Linked DNA regions of Homo sapiens: region 1 is linked to region 2. The links are chromatin loops, found by intact Hi-C in ENCODE. Cell type or tissue: A673. All regions are shown on one strand. Links, peaks and the distances in the headings refer to the core of each region. The heading gives the core; the rest is flanking DNA. Region 1 overlaps TECPR2 (tectonin beta-propeller repeat containing 2). Region 2 has its middle 5.6 kb from the start of AMN.

Region 1 (10,024 bases), core at 1,378-9,377, 480 kb after region 2:
GGCAGGACTTCTTACACGACACACTCCTGAGCAGTCTCCAGAGGGATTGGACCTAATCCAACAGGTCTGGGTGGGGCCACCTCATGTGAAATCACTGTCCTGGTGATTCCTCTGGCACTACTGGTTTAGAGGTCACTCGCTCCTCACCCCCAGGCCAGAAGCACCTCCTGTCTTCCCCATGACCAAAGCTCAAATGTCCTGGCAGCTTAGATGTGCATGTGCCTTGACAGAGCTACTTTCATTTAAAGAAAGACACAGGAACTAGGCTGGAGAGACCTGGGCCAGCATATGGCCTATGAAGCCAGCATGGCTGTGCACCCAGGCCAGAGGTTCTTACACAGCTAGGAGAGAGCCAGCTGTGCAAGAGCTTCAACCTGAAGACTCATCCCCAGCTGACGACTCACAGCAGTGATTAAAACATGCTCCTGAGGCCGGTGGCTCACGCCTATAATGCCAGCATTTTGGGAGGCTGAGGCGGGCGGATCACAAGGTCAGGAGTTCAAGACCAGACTGGCCAACATAGTGAAACCCTGCCTCTACTAAAAATACAAAAGTGAGCTGGACATGGTGGCATGTGCCTGTAGTCCCAGCTACTCGGGAGGCTGAGGTAGGAGAATCGCTTGAACCCAGGAAGTGGAGGTTGCAGTGAGCCGAGATTGTGCCACTACACTCCAGCCTGGGCAACAGAGCGAGATTCCGTCTCAAAACAACAACAACAACATTCTCCTGGAATCAACAACATTAAACGCCTGGAAGACTGATCTTTACATAAATCCAACGTGGCCTCTGGACAACTGACGATAACTCCTGCCCCACAGTCCTTCCAGATACTGATAAATCACATTGCTGGTGGAAGATCCTTCCCCATTCTGCTGACAGTAAACACTGACTGTCATTACAGCTTATTTTTAATAAGCAAGTCCCACTGTGCCCTTCCATCAGCTAAAAACTTCCCTGAGGGCAGCTTCCTGTGACTTGCTGAACTGCTATTTTTGTTTTGTTTTGTTTTGAGACGGAGTCTCGCCCTGTCACCAGGCTGGAGAGTGCAGTGGCGCGATCTCAGCTCACTGCAAGCTCTGCCTCCCAGGTTCAAGTGATTCTTGTGCCTCAGGCTCCCAAGTAGCTGGGATTACAGGCAAGCGCCACCACGCCCAGCTAATTTTTTGTATTTTTTTTTTTTTTTTTAGTAGAGACAGAGTTTCACCATGTTGGCCAGGTTGGTCTTGAACTCCTGACCTCAGGTGATCTGCTCGTCTAGGCCTCCCAAAGTGTTGGGATTACAGGCATGAGCCACCACACCTGGCCTGAACTGCTATTTAGAGCAAATTATGGCCTGGTGTGGTGGCTCACACCTGTAATCCCAGCACTTTGGGAGGCTGAGGCGGGCAGATCACTTGAGGTCAGAAGTTCAAGACCAGCCTGGCCGACATAGTGAAACTCCATCTCTACTAAAAATACAAAAAAATTGGCTGGGCGTGGTGATGGGCACCTGTAATCCCAGCCTGTGATCAGGAAGCTGAGGCAGGAGGATCACTTGAACCCAGGAGGCAGAGGTTGCAGTGAGTCAAGATGGCACCACTGCATGCCAGCCTGGGCAAGAGAGCGAGACTCCGTCTCAAAATAAAAAAGAGCAAATTATTTCTTTTTTTTTCCTGGCCCACGGGTAAGTAAGTATATAGGAGCCGGGCTTTGATATGGCTGAAAAAAAAAATGCAGCCACTTAAACTTTAGCTTAAAGGGGGAAATGAATTTTATGTCCTTCCTCTGTATTCTTACCTCTTAAGATCTAACATTGTAGGATACGTGATATGCGGTGGTTGGCCATAGGAGAATAAGATTCTGTTTCTGTATCTCACCAAATAATCCTATTCATTTTTGCCCTAAATTTGTCCTGGGTTGAGTTTGTGTCAATGCAGGAAACTGCTAATACATGCCAAATGGCAAATACTCTCTTCCCAGAAGTGTCTTAATTCGAATGGATTTAGCCTCTTAATCATAGCGATTGTGGTAAGCATGTTACTAGCAAAGCAGGGTGCAGCAGAGGCAGTGACGGCAGAGCTGGCAGGCCTCTAAGCGTGGCCCGCGGTTACCTGTCTGCAAGTATAGGTCCCCACTGGTCCTGATGATCCAGGCCGTGTCATCGCTCAGGGCCACAAACACTGCCTGGGGCAGGGCTTCGTACCAGTGCCGCTTCCCCTTGATGGTGACTTTCCCACAAGCAAAAGCCCGGTTAGATTTCTGTTCAATCTTCCAGAGAAGGGCTCCTATGGAAATAAAAATTCTATTCACTGTCCAATAAATACTAGAATATATTTCTATACAAAAGTCTTCATGCTGGGCATTGAGGGGAGAAAGATTTCTAAAACACATCCTGTTCTGTCCCCCCAAGTGGGGAAAGAGGCCACCAGACCCAGGTTTGGGCCCTTGGCCACCACCCAGTGGCTATGCAGCTTCAGGCTCCATGTCACCGCCCGTCTCCAAGCTTCACTTTCCTCCTGGGCCGTGGGGATCATCTCCACCTTACAGGGCTGCTCTAAAGACTGCAGACGGAAGCAGATCAACCACATGGCCACAGAGCTGGGCACATGACAGGCGCTCCTCACACGGGAGGAGAAACACTGATGACATTATTAGGTTTGATAAGTCTCCAAATAAACATCCTAAGCACAACTAGTGCCCTAGGAGAGGCTGAAAAAGTCCTTTAGGGATTCAAAGAGAAGGATCAGTTCTGGATGAGCTGAATGGAAAAGGTGCACAGAAGGAACACACTTGCACTGAGTTGGCCTGTTTTCACTGTGAAGAGGACTTTGATGAAGAGATGGAGGAGGAGAGAGGAAAGGGAAGGCAGGATAGCGCTGCAGCTGGAGGCCTGGAGCAGGCCGACGCAGGCAAGGCAAGGGGCCACCAGTGATCACCGAGTGTCAGCTGGGCTGGACTAGAGGGCCTGTCGAGCATCTCTGCCTGTGGTGCCCCCGGCACAAGGGCTCTGCTGCCCACCAAGGACATGGGACTGGGCCCTGAAGGACGCCTCAACTGAGCAGGTGAATCTCATGGAGATACAGAGTTCCCGCTAGCACAGTGAGGGACCAAGGGGCCTGGGAATACAAGTAACTAATATAGTCAGGAATAGAACCAAAGTTCTAAAAGGCTAAGGAGACAAACCTGAAGGTAAATGATACCAACGAGAAATGAATTAAAACACACAACTGTGTAATGACAGCTTGTGGAGTGGGTTGTTAGCCAGTCTCTAAAGAAAAATATTTTTCAAACAAACAGTGAAAGCAAGCAAGAAAAACAACGCTGAACAAACTAATATTTTAAACAGTGACAGAGACCAGGGAGAATTAAGGGAAATTCATCCCGAAACACAGTGAAGTTACAGAGAACAGACAGGTCCCAAGCCACAGACTCAGCTTCGGCTTCGTCTGACTTCTATTCCAATGTCCTGACAGTAAACCAGGCTGCTTCAAGGCAAAAGTGTCCCCACTGGCGTAGGTGCCGACGTGGCCAACACAACCTTAAGAAAAAACAAGCAAAGCCGGGCGTAGTGGCTCTCACCTGTAATCCCAGCATTTTGGGAGGCTGAGGCGGGCGGATCATGAGGTCAGGAGATCAAGACCATCCTGGCTACCACAGTGAAACCCCGTGTCCACTAAAAAAATACAAAAAAATTAGCTGGGCGTGGTGGCGGGTGCCTGTAGTCCCAGCTACTGGGGAGGCTGAGGCAGGAGAATAGTGCGAACCTGGGAGGTGGAGCTCGCAGTGAGCTGAGATTGTACCACTGCACTCCAGCCTGGGCAACACAGCAAGACTCTGTCTCAAAAAAAAAAAAAAAAGAAAGAAAGAAAGAAAAAGCAAGCAAATGATTCCATGCAGATATGGGAGGTCTTCCAGCTCAGGAGAACATCGTTCAGGAAACACCAGCTCCAGTTCACTAACAATGGCCTAACAGCAGCATGAAAGAATGAATGGACTTTCCTTTTAGAGTCAGGGAGTAGACTGTTCACCCACAGCAGAGAGCTCATTAAAACAGAATTCCTAAAGAGGAAGCCAAATAATTGGAATATATCTAACATATCCATAGGCCCGTCTTCGTTAGTTCGGTTGCTTTAAAGCAACAATGAGAAAGAGAAACACGTATTATTTTTATGAAGAGTTAGTATATTAATATCCCTAAAAAAGTCCCTCAATTTTCAAACTTTTTGTCTAGCTTACAAAAATACGATCAGAGCTTACCATTGCAATTAATAAAGAAAACAAAAACTCAAACTGAACACCCATTTACACTACGAATTGACATCCAATGAAGCAATTCACGTTCTTTGGAGACAACCCCTCAAACGTTCCTGAAGAGGCAAACCTGGTGAACGCACGGCAGCGTGAGCCCAGAGCTGCTGCAGGGGAGCCCTGTACTAAGATGTCTGCACCCCGGGGGCGGGGAGCAGGAGCGGCGAGCGGGAGCAGGGAGCGGGAGCAGGGAGCGGGGAGGCGAACCTGAGGGCGAGACTGCCACCTGCTGGACAGCATCTTCAAACTTCTGCCAGCGCAGCCCGGCGCCCGGCAACGCGCTGCAGAACAGGCCGCCTTTGTAGTCCAGGCACCAGATATACTTCTCGGAGACCACCAAGCTGAGGATGCCATAGCCGGGACCCGAGTAGCCCATCCAGCTTTCTGCAAACTAACAAGGGAAGAGCCAGTGAGTTCTGTGGCAGAGGACACAGCCACATTTGGCTTACTGTTCTCAGTAAGAAAGGTGAGAGGATATCATTAACACGAGACGGTAAAACGGGTCAGCAAGACGCCAAGTCAACCCTTCTCCCAACCCCTGCTATCTGTGGACACCCCTCTACTACAAACCTTCTGAGACGCGTGCTGCTGTCTCCCTACAAAGACTCCCTGGAGTCCCTGGATGACATTTTCTCCTGTTCTAACACCTTTGCAAATGTAACGCTTAGAGCATCACATCACGTTACGAAGGAGCTGCTATTATTCTGCAGGCATACCTCACCTTACACAAAGAGCCAGGTTCTTCAACATTTGGATGCAAGTCAATTTTTTGTAGTCTAATCATTACAGAGGCACTGGATATATGGCACTACCACTGTCTTTCTTTTTTCCACCATATTTTCTTTTTTTTTTCCTTTTTGAGACAGAGACTCGCTCTGTCGCCCAGGCTGGAGTACAGGGGCACAATCTCGGCTCACTGCAACCTCCGCCTCCTGGGTTCAAGCAAGTCGCAATTCTCCTGCCTCAGGCTCCTGAGTACTTGGGATTACAGGCATCTGCCACCACACCCGGCTATTTTTTGTATTTTTAGTAGAGACGGGGTTTCGCCATGTTGGCCAGGCTGGTCTCGAACTCCTGACCTCAGGTGATTCGCCCACCTTGGCCTCCCAAAGTGCTGGGATTACAGGCGTGAGCCACTGTGCCCGACCTTGCTAGAATTCTTTTAAAAATCAAAGCTAAATAAAGTCTTTGTACTTTAATACTTTTCAATAAATGCAAAGAAGATAAATGTATTTGTACAGATACCCACATAGAAGTTAACTACTTCAAAGAAAATGGTGCCCAACTCTTCTCAATCCAGCCCTGCTCACCATGGCAAGTCTTACTTCCACACCGAACCTCCAAATAAAAACACACCATAAAATTTCTTGGCTTCCCAGCTACCTGGAGTGGGATGAGGAAGGGAGGAAGTTAGAGAGTCAGGGGCTCAAAGGGCCAGGATCCCTGTCACCTAAGTGAGGGCTTTCCTAAATTTCTGGCCTAGAATTCCAATACCCCACCCCACCGACAGTCTGCCTGGCTAACGCCCAGACATTAGGGGGCCATGCTGCTTGCGCTTCCTGCAGCCCTGTACTTTGCTCAGTACCCTCACCTGAGTCCCACTCAACTGCGAGGATGTGAACATGTACCTGGCTCCCCCTCAAGACTCTGAGGCTCAGGAAGATGGAATCCACAACTAGCTGCCATCTGCACTGTGGTCCCCAGCATAATCACAGAGGCTGACAGTCAAGGCCACTCAAGAACCACTGGGTTGAAAAGATAAATGCCGGATGACTGAATAAAAGGCCACCCTTGGCCAGGCACAGCAGCTCACACCTGTAATCCCAGCACTTTGGGAAGCCGAGGCAGGCAGATTGCTTGAGCTCAGGAGTTCGAGACCAGCTTGGGCAATATGGCAAAACCCCTTCTCTACAAAAAATACAAAAATTAGCTGGGCATGGTGGCACATGCCTGTAGTCCCAGTGACTCAGGAAGCTGAGGCAGGTGGATCACTTGAGCTTGGGGAGGTCGAGGCAGCAATGAGCCATGATTGCGCCACTGCGCTCCATCCTGGGTGACAGAGTGAGACCCTGTCTCAGAAAAAAAAAAAAAAAAGAAAGAAAGAAGAAAAAAAAGCCAGACTTATGGCGTTTTGTCTCAAAACAAGTAAGCAGCATGTTTCACTTCTGAGGCATGACAGCACAGAGGGTGAGTGAGGGGGTCCTGGGGCCCGCCCTTCATTTGCTATGTGACCTTGTGCAAGCTGTCTAGCTGTTCTGTGCTTCCATTTTCTCCTCTGTAAAATGGGGACAAGAAGAGTGCCTATTTTATAGTTCGTGTTTAGAGAAGTAAAAGAGTTAAACCTCTAAAGTGCTTTGTGGGATACCTGCACATGGTGAGCACTGACAAAGCGTCACACTGCTAGCACTGACAGAAGCCAGCGTAGACTGTGGAAAGCACACGTGGCTGTAAGTGCGCAGCCATAATTCATACCTCACATCGACAGTTAGTAGGAGACAGGGCAAGACACAGTTTTGAAACAAATATATCTAGTAATAATTACTTGCTAAGGGAAGTAGGCACTTTTAAAAAAATCACTTTTAATATAAAATGCTCAAGGACAGTTAAAAGTCATCTCCTAGTTACATGTGCTGGGTGGACCTACAAAGACTGGTTACTCCAAACTGGTTCCTGTACAGCTCGCAGGGGAGCCTTGGAGCCACTGTTCGGAGGTTGAGGAGACAGCAGTTCTGGAAATGGCCTCGTGCTCTTGCAGATGGTTCCTTGGAGGGGTGTGAGGAGAAGGACAGGAGACTCCCTGCCTCCAAACTGCTCAGAGCTTTCTCTACTCCACAGGTGGACAGTCCTCTGCCCACTGGTTTTCTGAGATGGCCCCAGGCCAATTCAGCCCTGCCCTACGATGGCTAACAGTAAGTGCCTACACCAGCCTGCACTTGTGGGGTCAGAGGAAACAGCAAGACGCTACCTTGGTTGGGGAGGCAGGTTACTGAGCAGGGTAGAACAGGTCAGAAGTAGTTCAAGCCATTCATAGTCCCTGTGCTGGAAATCCCCTGAAACCCAGACTTGAAAACAGAGTTGGCCTACGGATTTTGCAGTAGGAATAGAATTTCTTTCCATGAGAAGGAAAATAATCAGTCTTGACAATTATTACCCTTAAGAAAGAAGCCTCAGCTACTTTTCCCACCACCCGAACCCACATACCTGATCTGGCTTGAGCAGCCCGGCGTCCTCTGCACCCAGCCGGCTCAGGTCCTGCTGGGAGCAACTAGGTCCGAGCTCTGTCACACTCGTCTCTGAGGATGAAGAAGGAAGCCCGTGGGCATAGATGTCCTCCTCATCGCTGGACGTCAATGTCTGATCCCGTGGAGGCTGCTCAAGCCAGGGCTTGTGAGTGCTGGCTGCCAAGGCAGAGACCGGAGTCAGCTGTCCTCCCACACTCCCCAAGACACGTTCAGAAATGGGTATTTCTTTCTGACCTGTGTCATCATCAGTGACAGCATGCCAGAGATTTGTGCTGAGGTGGCCAGAGGCCTCCATGCTGGTTAGGATGTCCTGCTCTTGGCTGGGCTCCACGGGGCTGCCTTCATCAGCTCTGGTCCCAGGCAGCCACTGTTCAGCACTTGGGGCCCAGCTGAGGCTGGAAGGCACAGTGAGTGAGTTCAGGAGGGGGACTTCACAAAAAGTGCTTTGGGGGCCAATGGGTTGGATGTCTTCCCCATCATGCGCCCCAGGAGAGCTGTCCTGTTCTTGGAAGGGTAACTGTGTGCTATTTGGTCCATCATCTGCAGGACACGGCTCATCTCCGAGTCCCGTGACATCACTGCCTCCCACATCTTCCCTCGCTCCATTGAGCAGCTCCCGCCCATGTGCATGGTGACAGTGTGGCATTTCAGTTCTAATGTCATCTTCCTCAGCCAGAGAATCAGGCATTGATCCTGACACCTCCAGGACATTAAACGTTTCGGGGTCAGTATTTTCCTGTGGGACACCGTTCACTTCACCATTGAAGCTGCTTTCCTGGTCTGGAGACTCTGCACTTAACTGATCCACGCTACTGCCCAGGACACTTGAGGTCATCGACAGCAAGTCTGTGTTCAAGGACTGGGGACTGTCCCCAGGAAATTCGGAGCAGGGTGTCGATTCCAGGGAGCTGTGACAGGTGCTCCTGCTTCCACCTTCTAATTCAGAATAAGAACATTCAAAATAAGGCACGGTTCTATATGATTAGTAAGAGACTAACTTGCACACATATTTTTGGCTCAAGAAAAAAAATTTTAAATAAAGGATATTTGGTGAATGAAGAATAAACCTCTTAAGTACAAATAATCCCAACAAAGAGATGCTTTCTATGCATGCAAGTACTGAACAAATCCATGGGTTTGAGGGCAGCTAAGAAAAACCAGGGGACAAACTGAGATGTTCACCTGGGTCACAAACCAATTCCTTATAATTATTAAAATGCTTAGAAATCTAATAACATTTCCTTCAGTGTTGCAGTCATCTTAGCTAGAGAGGATTAACAGGAACCAAGGAGTAAAAGGTTTGAAAAATTCAGTGTTACACAGCCATAACAAAGAATGAAATCTGGGCTGTGCACGGTGGTTCACGCTCATAAGCCATCCTAGCACTTTGGGAGGCCGAGGCGGGTGGGCCACCTTAGGTCAGGAGTTCAAGACCAGCCTGTCCAACATGGTAAACCCCTGCCTCTACTAAAAATACAAAAACTTAGCTGGGCGTGGTAGTGGGCACCTGTAATCCCAGCTACTCGGGAGGCTGAGGCAGGAGAATTGCTTGAACTTGGGAGGCGGAAGTTGCAGTGAGCCGAGATCGCACCATTGCACTCTAGCCTGGGTGACAACAGTGAAACTCTGTCTCCAATAAATTAAAAAATAAATAAATAAATAAATAAATAAATAAAAATAAAGAATGAAATCTTGTCCTTTACAGCAACATGGATGGAACCGCTGGCCGTAATCCTAAGCAAATTAATGCAACAGGAACAGAAAACCAACAGCATGTTCTGACTTGTAAGTGGGAGCCAAACACTGAGCACGCATGGACATAAACATGGGAAGGACAGACACTGTGGACCTCCAGAGCGGGAGAGGAGGCGGCATGGGTCAAAAGCCACCTACTGCATACTGTGCTCACTACCTGGGTGCTGTATACCCATGTAACAAACCTGCGCATGGACCCCCTGTATTTAAAATAAAAGTTGAAAAAAAAAAAGAAAAAAATTCAATGTTAAATCCCATATTTGGTAGCATATTCAACACTAAACATAAAATGTCCCAAGTATTTACCAGCATAGATCTTCTGGTTTCCACAACTTTCCACCCAGGCTCACAGAATCTCTGATTTAATCAATGGTATACATGGATAAACCAACACTTTTTTTTTTTTTTTTTTTGAGACGGAGTCTTGCTCTGTTGCGAGGCTGGAGTGCAGTGGCGTGACCTCGGCTCACTGCATCCTCTGCCTCCCAGGTTCAAGTGATTCTCCTGCCTCAGCCTCCCGAGTGACTGAGATTACAGGCACATGCCACCAAGCCCAGCTAATTTATGTGTTTTTAGTAGAGACGGGGTTTCACCATGTTGGCCAGGATGGTCTCAATCTCTTGACCTCGTGATCCGCCTGCCTCGGCCTCCCAAAGTGTTGGGATTACAGGCATGAGCCACTGCGCCCGGCCCCGACATTTTAATTTAAATACTAAAAACTATGCCAGGCGCGGTGGCTC
Region 2 (10,024 bases), core at 631-8,630:
GATGGGTGATGAATGGATGGATGAGGATGGTGAGTGAAAAATGAATGAATGGCCGGGCGTGGTGGCTCATGCCTGTAATCCCAGCACTTTGGGAGGGTGAGGCAGGCGGATCGCGAGGTCAGGAGATCAAGACCATCCTGGCTAACGCGGTGAAACCCCGTCTATACTAAAAATATACAAAAAAATTAACCGGGCATGGTAGAAGGCGCCTGTAGTCCCAGCTACTTGGGGGGCTGAGGCAGAACGGCGTGAACCCAGGAGGTGGAGCTTGCAGTGAGCCACGATCGTGCGCTGCACTCCAGCCTGAGCGACAGAGCGAGACTCCGTCTCAAAAAAAAAAAAAAAAAAAGGAAAAGGAATGGATGGTAATCAGGGAGTGGTGGATGGATAATGGCATAAATGGATACATGGCCGACAGGTAGATCATAAAGAGTGGGTGTTGGCGGGGCACGGTGGCTCACGCCTGTAACCGCAGCACTTTGGGAGGCCAAGGCGGGCAGATCACCTGAGGTCGGGAGTTCGAGACCAGCCTGACCAACATGGAGAAACCCCATCTCTACTAAAAATACAAAATTAGATAGGCATGGTGGCACATGCCTGTAATCCCAGCTACTTGGGAGGCTAAGGCAGGAGAATCGTTTGAACCTGGAAGGCGGAGGTTGTGGTGATCGGAGATCACGCCACTGTGCTCCAGCCTGGGCAACAAGAGTGAAACCCCATCTCAAAAAAAAAAAAGTGGGTGTTAAATGGTGGATGTTTGGTGAGTGATGAATGCTGAATGGATGGATGGTGGATGGTGAATAGATAGATGGTAAATGGATAGATGGTGGATGATGGTTGCATAAATGGTGAATTGTGGATGGAGATGGACGGTGGATAGTGAATAGATGGTGGATAGTGAATAGACAGTGGATAGTGGATAATGGGTGGATAGTAGATGGTGGATAGGATGATAAATGGATGGGTAATGGATGGTAGATAAGTAGATAATGGATAAATGGTGGATGATGGATGGTAGGTGGATGATGGTTGGTGGGTGGTGGATAATGGACAAGTGAATGGTGATGAGTAGATGGTGAATATTAAGTGGATGGATGGGCGGCAGATGGTAGATAGTGGATGATAGATGGTGGATGGTGGATGGTAAGATGAATAGTGGTTGGTGGATGGTGGGTGGTGGATGGTGGGTGGATGGAAGGATGGGTGGTGAATGAGTGAATGGTGGATGGTGAATAGGTGGATGGTGGATGGTGGATGGTGAATGGCCGATGGTGGATGTGAATGGTGATGGGTGGTGGATGAATGGATGGATGAATGGCGAATGGTGGATGGCAGATTGTGGATAAGTGGATGGTGGATGGATGGATGGTGGATGGGTGAATGGGTGGATGGATGAATGGTGGATGGTAGACAGTGGATGAGGGATGATAGATGAATGGTGGGTGGTGGATGAGTGGATGGCGAATGGGTGAATGGACATATAGATGGGTGGATGGATGGATGGTGGATGGTGGGTGAGTGAATGATGGGTGGATGGTGGATGAAGGGATGGTGGATGGTAGATGGGTGGATGTGTGAATGGGTGGATGGATGAATGGACGCTGGATGAGTGAATTGTGGATGATGGATGAGTGGATGGTGGATATGTGAATGGGTAGAGGGATGGATGGGTAGATGGATGGTGGAGAATGGATGGTGGATGAGTGAATGGTGGATGAATGGATGGTAGGTTGTGGATGGGTGGATGGTGAATGTGTGGATGGATAGATGGTGGATGGATGGATAGTGGGAGTGGATGGTGGATGGATGAATGGTGGATAGATGGATGGTGGATGTATGCATGAATGGACGGTGGATAAATGAATGGTGAATGAATGAGTGGTAGATGGATGGAAGGTGATGGTGGATGGTGAATTGGGATAGATGGGTGGTGCGTTATGAATGGTGGATGATGGATGGTGGATGGATGGAAGGTGATGGTGGATGGTGAATGGGGATAGATGGATGTTGGATGATGGATGGTGGATGGATGGAAGGTGATGGTGGATGGTGAATGGGGATGGATGGTGGATGATGGATGGTAGATGGATGGAAGGTGATGGTGGATGGTGAATGGGGATAGATGGATGGTGGATGATGGATGGGAGATGGATGGAAGGTGATGGTGGATGGTGAATGGGGATAGATGGATGTTGGATGATGGATGGTGGATGGATGGAAGGTGATGGTGGATGGTGAATGGGGATAGATGGATGTTGGATGATGGATGGTGGATGGATGGAAGGTGATGGTGGATGGTGAATGGGGATAGATGGATGGTGGATGATGGATGGTGGATGGATGGAAGGTGATGGTGGATGGTGAATGGGGATAGATGGGTGGTGGATGATGGATGGTAGATGGATGGAAGGTGATGGTGGATGGTGAATGGGGATGATGGGTGGTGTGTTATGAATGGTGGATGGTGGATGGTAGGTAGATGGAAGGTGATGGTGGATGGTGAATGGGGATAGATGGGTGGTGCGTTATGAATGGTGGATGATGGGTGGTGGGTTGATATAGTATTTTGTAGAAGGACAGTTGATCAACAGACAGATGACGGATGGTAGATGAAAGCAGATAGTTGGCTGGGCGCGGTGGCTCACGCCTGTAACCCCAGCATTTTGGGAGGCTGAGGATGGAGTATCACTTGAGGTCAGGAGTTCAAGACCAGCATGGACAACATGGTGAAACCTTGTCTCTACTAAAAATACAAAAATGAGCCAAATGTGATGGTGCACATTTGTAATCCCAACTACTTGGGAGGCTGGGGCCGAATTGCTTCAACCTGGGAGGCAGAGGTTGCAGTGAGCCGAGATTGTGCCACTCCACTCCAGCCTGGGCGACAGAGTGAGACTCTATTAAAAAAAAAAAAAAAAAAAAAAAAAAAAAGAGTAGATAGTTGATTGTGGATGGTGAATGGGTAAGTGTATGGATGGCAGCTCACAGATGGTGAATGTTATTGGTGGATGGATGGATAGAAGAGTGATTATGGAAGGATGGTTGATGGATGGTAGATGGTAGTTGAATAAAGGAGAACGAGGGAAAGGGCGGACGGTGGCAAAATGAATCATGGTTGCATAGTGGATGGTTGATGGGTGAAAGAGAAATCGTAGCTGTTGAACAGATGTGTATGTATGGATAGTTGTTGCAATGCACGGTGGGTGAGAAAAAGTTGTGGATTTTGGATGTAGATGGATGGTGGACAAGACCAAATGGTGGAGGGATGGATTGATGGTGGATGAATAATGGTGAATGAATTTTAGATGATGTGTGAATGGATAGTAGTAAGTAGAGAGACAGTAGGTAGATGGATAAGAGTACAGGAGTTACTGGATATAAATCAATGGGTGGGTGGACAGAGCATGGTGGATAAATTGTGAATGAATGTGCGCTAGGTGATGGATGGATGATTGATGGGGGTTGGGGGAATGGGTCTGCAGTGCATGCTTGGATCTGCATCATGCACGTTGGAATGGCTGGGTGGTGAGTGAATGGAGGATGGATTTGTGGGTGTTGGGAAGCAGAGAGGTAGAAAGATGAACAGCAAATGGATTGTGCATGATGTTTGGATGATTTGATGATGGGGAGATGAGTTTCTGGGAGGGTGGTGAATTGGTCATTAGGGGATTACTGGTGGAGAGATGGATGGTGTGCCTTGTGGATTGGGGAGACACTGGTTGTAGCTGATGGAAGGGGGAGAATGGTGGATGGTTACACTGGGTTCCAATGGCAGGATGGTGGATGAGTGACTAGGGAAGGGTGCAGGAAGGATGGTGGAGGTGGGTATGTAGGCAGAGGACTGAAGGTGAAAGGGAAACTACTCAGTCTTGGAGACTTCCAGGGCCTTCCACCCTCCAGGCCATCCTGCTGTTTCCTGCACCCCCACCCCTCATCTGCAGACTCTGCCATGAGCACCCCTTTGCTTGGCCTGGTATTTGCTTCTTTCATGAGTGATATGCTGCATCCGGGGAGGAAGGAGCCGCCACTGGGGGGAGCTCTGCCTCTTTTTGTGTCCCGGGTGGGCGCCTTGCCTCGACATCTCTGATGCCACCAGCATTGCCCCTTACCTTGGAGGGATCGCCTTGAGCAGAGGTCCCTGCGCTCAGTGGCTCTGTGGTGCTGGCCCAGCCTAGGACGGGGAGGGTGGGTCCTCACGGTCCTGGAGTTTGGCTGCCCCTTGCTGGACTCACATGTCCTCAACCAGGAACAAACAGGATACTTGGGGGTCACAACTGTTTTGCCCCTTGTCTTGCTTCTCAGTGGGAAGGAGGCAGTTTGACTGACAGGGCTGCGTTGGGCTTCACCCCTGAGTGTCTGGCTCTGCCCCCCATCCCCACCGCCACCATAAATGCAGAGGGCCAGGTGAGGCTCAGCAAACTTCACCCCTGGTGCTCAGGGCCACAGCCAGGACTGAAAGGGCCCAGAGGCTGGGGCTCCCTCTCCTGATGGTGGGGCCTCAGGGGAGTCCAGAGTGCTGGACGGCCAGGACTTGGGGCAGCAATGGAGCCTCTTTGACTACTGCTGCTCCACCTGGGCAGGCCATTCCTAGATTGTGCTGTGTGGAGAGGGTAGTGAGGCCACTTGGCTTCCTGGTCAGGGGAGGCTTCCTGAAAAAGGTGGCATTAAAATGAGACAGGAAGGATGAGATCACAGCTGCAGCCACAGTGAGGAGGTTGAATTGAAGGTGGCAGACCATAGGGGGCTGGGGCTGGCTGGGTGGGGTATTGGGATCCATCTCTCTTGCCCTGAGTGGCCTCTGGAGGTGGGTCCAGCAGTCAGAGGGTGGCCCAGCGAGCTCACATGAGGCAGCAGATAGGCACCAGGGCGCTGGGCAGACAAGCGGTACCAGAACCACTCACATGCAAAGATGTGAGCTGAGGAATGGCTGCGACCGCACTGCAGGTGCCATGTGTGCACAGAAAGCCCTTGAGCATATGCACAGGTGCCCCCGGCCCTCAGGCACACATGAGGGCACAAACTTGCAAATGGCTCAGAACCTCAGCAGGGACGTGGAGAAATGCAAAGCCCCGGAGTTTCCTCCAGTAAGAAGAACCTCTCACGGCCCAACTGCTTCAGCGCAGGCTTCAGCATCTAGAGGCTGTCTCAGTCTCTTGGTCCCTGTGTCTGTCTCCGCTATGGCTGGCGGCCCTCCTGTGTTGGTTTCCGTGTGCACGGCCTTCTCCACGTGGCAGGGAAGGTGTCTTGGGAGAGTGAGACTCACCACCTCCTTGACCAGGCCATGGCAGGAGGGTCTCAGTGAGGTCTCTGATTGGTTCCTGTCTCCAACTCTGCACCAGTTCCTGTAGCCTGAGGTTGCTGTGCTCTGACTGGCCACGCTGGCTCACAGCCTCCCCTGAGGTGTGGAGGCAGCAAGAGTGACAGCCCTGCCTCCTGCACATGGCAGGGCCAGGGAAAAGGTGGGGTGGGCCTGGGACATCAGCAAGACAGGGAAAGAGCCCGCCAAGGCCTTGAGACGGGAACATGAGGGATGCTTCGAGGGAGCCAAGAACACCCGGTGCAGTGGCTCATGCCTGTGGTCCCGGCGCCGCAGAGGCTGAGGAAGAATTGCTTGAGCCCAGGAGGTTGAAGCTGCAGTGAACTGCGATTACCCCAGCCTGGGCCTCAGAGCAAGACCTCAGGTTTTTGGGGTTTTTTGTTTTTGTTTTTAAAGGAAGGTGGCTGGGCACAGTGGCTCACACCTGTAATCCCAGCACTTTGGGAGGCCAAGGCAGGCAGATCACCTGAGGTCAGGAGTTCGAGATCAGCGTGGCCAACATGGTGAAACCCCATCTCTACTAAAAATATAAAAATTAGCTGGGCGTGGTGATGGGTGCCTGTAATCCCAGCTACTTGGGAGGCTGAGGCAGGAGATTTGTTGGAACCCAGGAGGCAGAGGTTGCAGGGAGCTGAGCTTGCGCCACAGCACTCCAGCCTGGGCGAGAGAGCAAGATCTGTCTCACAAAAAAAGGAAGGCAAGAGGCAGGAGAGGAGGGAAGAGAGTGCAGGTGAGGCCAGGAGGCTTGCTGAGAGCAGCTGTTGCTGGGTGGGTTGGATACAACTCAGAGGGAAGCCCAGGAGGGTATGGACCAGGGGTCTCCACCTAGCTTGGATGGGGCTGGGCCTGCTGTCTGCTGGGGTGGGGGACAGGCAGAGCCCCCCTGGTGGCATCTAGCGGTGGTCGGACCAGTCCTGGGCGCTGTCTAGGACTCAAATGCCATATGACACTGCAATTCACTTCGCCTCCATTCGTCACCTGCAGAGCAAGGGTGGCAGCGCCCATCTCACAGGGCGCAGGGACCCAGTGCCCCTTCAGGCTGCAGCCCTGGCCTGGGGGTTGGGGGGTAGGGAAGCAGGAGCACCAGGAGACGAGAGCTCAGCCCCGGAGGAACCGTTGGTCCCTTCTCCATCCATGGACAATGGGAGGAAGGAGGAGGACATCAGGGTGTTGGGGAGCTGAGGGTCTCGGGAGCACCAGCTAGGAAGCTGCCCCTGAGTGACTTGCTTCAACCCCACCCCAGATGGGGAGGGCTCTGCAAGACTTGGACCAGGGGCCAGCCACTGTCCCGCCTCCACCTCCACTCCTCCTTCCGCACGGAGGGTTAATCTGCCCCTGCCCCTGCGCTGTATGGAGGGAAATGTTGTCAGGTGTTCACCGGCCTCCGGGTCAAGAGGAGCCGCTGCTGGCAGTCAGGGTCACTGACTTGGTACTCAAAAACCCTTACTGTCCCTCCTTGGGCAGAGTCCCCGCAAGGCTGGCTGGACCAGGACGTGAGTGGATGTGACCCGGGCTATGTATGTGGAGCCCGGGCACAGCTGATGGAGAGCAGTCACCCGGCACGAGGTGACCAGCGAGAGCTGCGCCAAGCAGGCCGCCCGAGATGGAGCTGGGCCCACGGGTGCTGAGGAACGGCTGGGACCACACTGCAGGTGCCATGTGTGCACAGAAGGCCCTTGACCATATGCACAGGTGCCCCCGGCCCTCAAGCACACATGGGGACACATGCTTGCAAACGGCTCAACCCTCAGCAGGGAGTCGGAGAGCTGTGGAGCCCCAAGTGCCACAGGGGCCAGGGAAGTGGCGGGAGCCAAGTGCCTGTGGGTGCCGGGAGTCCTCCGAGCCGAATGGCTGCAGGCCAGGGTGCAAGGCCCAGCCCGGGAGGGCACAGCCGCCTTCCCCAAGGTCCAAGGTCCCTTGCAGGGGTTTTTCCTGTGGGCGATGTCCTGTCCATGTCGAGTGCTTTCCATGTGGCCTCTCGGGTGGACGCCAGCATCATCTCCCTTTGACATGAAGCAGAGGTGCTGGGTATGCACTCATGTGAGCTGTGCCCCTGGCTCCTAGACCCCTCCCAGCAGGTGCCAGCCCTCTTCCTGCCCTGTGCCCAGATCTGGGCCCCTTTGGCTCCCTGGGGTCTGGGCAGGGGGTTCTGAGCTCTGCCCTGCGAGGCTGACCCTGGGGCCTGGGGGTCCCTGGGGACTGAGCCCATTCAAAGCTGTGGTCTGAGTGGAGGAAGTGGGTTGGGATGGCCCCACAGGTGTCTTTCCCCTCCACCTTTAACTTCTAATCGAGTAACTCCGGCACAGGACCGAGTCCCCCAAGCGGCACTGAGGCATTTATTTGAAGGACACAGACCCCAGGCCTGGCCTCCAGCCTCCAAGTCACCTGTGGCTGCAGGGTCAAGGCAGAGGCTTTAAGGATGACCTTGAAAATTAAAAAACTAAGACAAAAAGCATAGGCGGCGCGGACACCTCCCCTGCACAGCACTTTGGTTCTTCTGGTCTTTTAACAAGAAATGGTTGATTTTAGGGTTAGATTATGCAACTACTCATTTTCAGAAAACAGAAAACCCCCTGGACTTCAATTCAGAATCTGATTTCTAGGCTTCCACCCATGTGGTTCCACTGGTGTCCTGCAGGGCTTGTGAGCGGGTCCGAGTGCCGCTGTCTCCCACAGGACTGCAGGGCAGTGTGAGCCGGGTGTGCCGCCTGATCCAGCCCAGCAGCCGAGCCCCAGCCTCCGCCCCAGGCCTTGCTTTCCTTACCAGAACTCGAGATTACCGGCCTCTCACCAAGTACGGTTGCGCTTTCAGTCCAGACTCTTCCCTGGTTTGGATGCTGGGTTGACTCTTGGGCGTGGGGGCTGCTGCAGTGCAGAGTCAGGGCCACGGAGGGCTCTGAGCGTGTGCCTCCCTGCTCTGCACCGCTCCCCTTCCGGCATCACTCATCTGGGCCAGAACAGAGCAGCCCCCTGAGCTGAGGGGAGGCAGGCGAGGGCCACGGCCTCCTCCTTCCCTAGGCCTAGACTGTGACACCCCTGGTTCCCAATTCCCTGCAAGATCTGGGCTGCCCCACAGCAGGACGGAGCCAGGTGATGGCCCGGTGTGCACCTGAGGGCTGGACTCAGTCCCTCCAACCCCCTTGAGGTCTGGACGTCAGGCTGGGGGCAGGGAGTCCCTGCCCAATGCCCTGGGGGGAGCAGCTCAGAAGCTCCCCTTCCTCCCCCCCGCCGTTTCTTGCTGCATGATCTGAGGCCAGCTCTGCAGATGTCCCCACCAGCACCCTCAGCCCAGGCCAGTCCAGCAGGTCTTGGGGTTTGCCGCCCATCTCCTCTCCTGTAGGACTCCCAGGAGGGTGCAAGAATCCAGGCCGGGGGTGGCTCACGCCTGTAATCCCAGCACTTTGGGAGACCGAGGCGGGGGGATCACTTGAGCTCAGGAGTTCCGGACCACCCCGGGCAACATGGCGAAACCGTCTCTATTAAAAATACAAAAATTAGCCTGGCATGGTGGCATGCGCCTGTGGTCCCAGCAACTCAGGAGACTGAGGTGGGAGGATCACTTGAGCCTGAGAGGTTGAGGCTGCAGTGAGCTGAGATCACACCACTGCACTCCAACCTGGGTGACAGAGAGAGACCCCAGCTCAAAAAAAAAAAAAAAAGGGAGGCCAAGGCACGCGGATCACCTGTGTTCGGGAGTTTGACCAACAGGTAGAAACCCCGTCTCTACTAAAAGTACAAAAAATTGGCCAGGCGTGGTGGCGCATGCCTGTAATCCCAGCTACTTGGGAGGCTGAGGCAGGAGAGTTGCTTGAACCCAGGAGGCAGAGGTTGTGGTGAGCCAAGATTGCGCCACTGCACTCCAGCCTGGGTGACAAGTGAAACTCCGTCTCCAAAAAAAAAAAAGGAATCCAGTTTCTGCAATCCCTCAAGCCTCCAGCTGACATTCCCCATTCATCGGCACATCGCGCTGGCTGTCCTCGCCATCCCACCCCCGGCCCAGCTCACACTTGCGGTCAGCGGTGACAACTGCACACTGCCTGGTCTCCATAGGTGTCCCGGTGTCCTCAAGGCTGCGGCAGGACCCTGGGCTTGAGCGCCCAGGGAGATGGATGGAGCGCAGGCCCCCACCACAGGGGTGTGAGGATTTGGGATCCCCCAGACGGAAGGACCAGCAAGGCTGTGTCCTGGGGCAGCTCCCGGGAGCCAAGGTACCACAGGCTCCCCATCGTGTGTGGGGTGGAGGCTGCCAGTCCCAGGATTCCAGCGCCCCACTACTGCCACCAGCCAGGGCACGGCAGGGGTGGTGTGGGCCCGCAGAGAGGGCGGGGCTGGTGCTGCGCTGGCAAGGGACCCTCAGGAGAGGCCCTGAGACCCTGAGGGAGGACCCTGGGGTGCTGCTCCTAGGTCCACTCCTCCCTGCTCAGTGGGCCACACGTGGGGACCGATGGCATCTGTTCTGGATGTGGCCCCATGCAGTGCCTTGAAGGATGGGGAGGGACTGAGCAGGGCGCTGTGGTGGCTGCAGGGGACCCTGGGAGTGGCAGGACAGTGGGGGAGGGCTGAGCGGTTCTCCCCATCTGATAATTTTGGGGGAGATGCAGGGCTTCCTGCTACCAGGCCTGACCCAAACAACTTCCTGGAGAAATGGAAGGCAGGCCATGGTGGCGGTGACAGCCCAGGAGCCCTTAACTGCCACGAGCAGCTGCC

The links. Peaks named below come from ENCODE experiments on the same cell type or tissue, not always from the same donor. Only the 100,000 strongest peaks of a DNase experiment are listed, where the experiment ranks them.
Region 1: a loop joins it to region 2, with 11 times the contacts of the local background. A loop is called at or near these places in 9 of 110 quality-filtered maps.

The regions. Positions count from the first base shown.
Region 1 is chr14:102,432,676-102,442,699 of GRCh38, reverse strand. It overlaps TECPR2 (tectonin beta-propeller repeat containing 2), which reads right to left. Exons shown (of 20, transcript NM_014844.5): 9 at 7,489-8,465; 10 at 4,495-4,678; 11 at 2,091-2,264. Among named protein-coding and RNA genes, the nearest start is that of ANKRD9, 72 kb to the left of the region's middle. RefSeq lists an enhancer at 2,365-2,872 and a silencer at 4,542-4,591. In A673, for the core only: a CTCF peak has its summit at 4,524 (motif pointing left); a DNase peak (open chromatin) is centred at 4,469; H3K4me3 peaks cover 365 bases; H3K27ac peaks cover 398 bases.
Region 2 is chr14:102,912,055-102,922,078 of GRCh38, reverse strand. No RefSeq gene overlaps it. Among named protein-coding and RNA genes, the nearest start is that of AMN, 5.6 kb to the left of the region's middle. RefSeq lists enhancers at 5,230-5,369, 6,964-7,464, 7,808-8,397, 8,398-8,987 and a silencer at 7,307-7,356. In A673, for the core only: a CTCF peak has its summit at 4,021 (motif pointing right); a DNase peak (open chromatin) is centred at 4,028.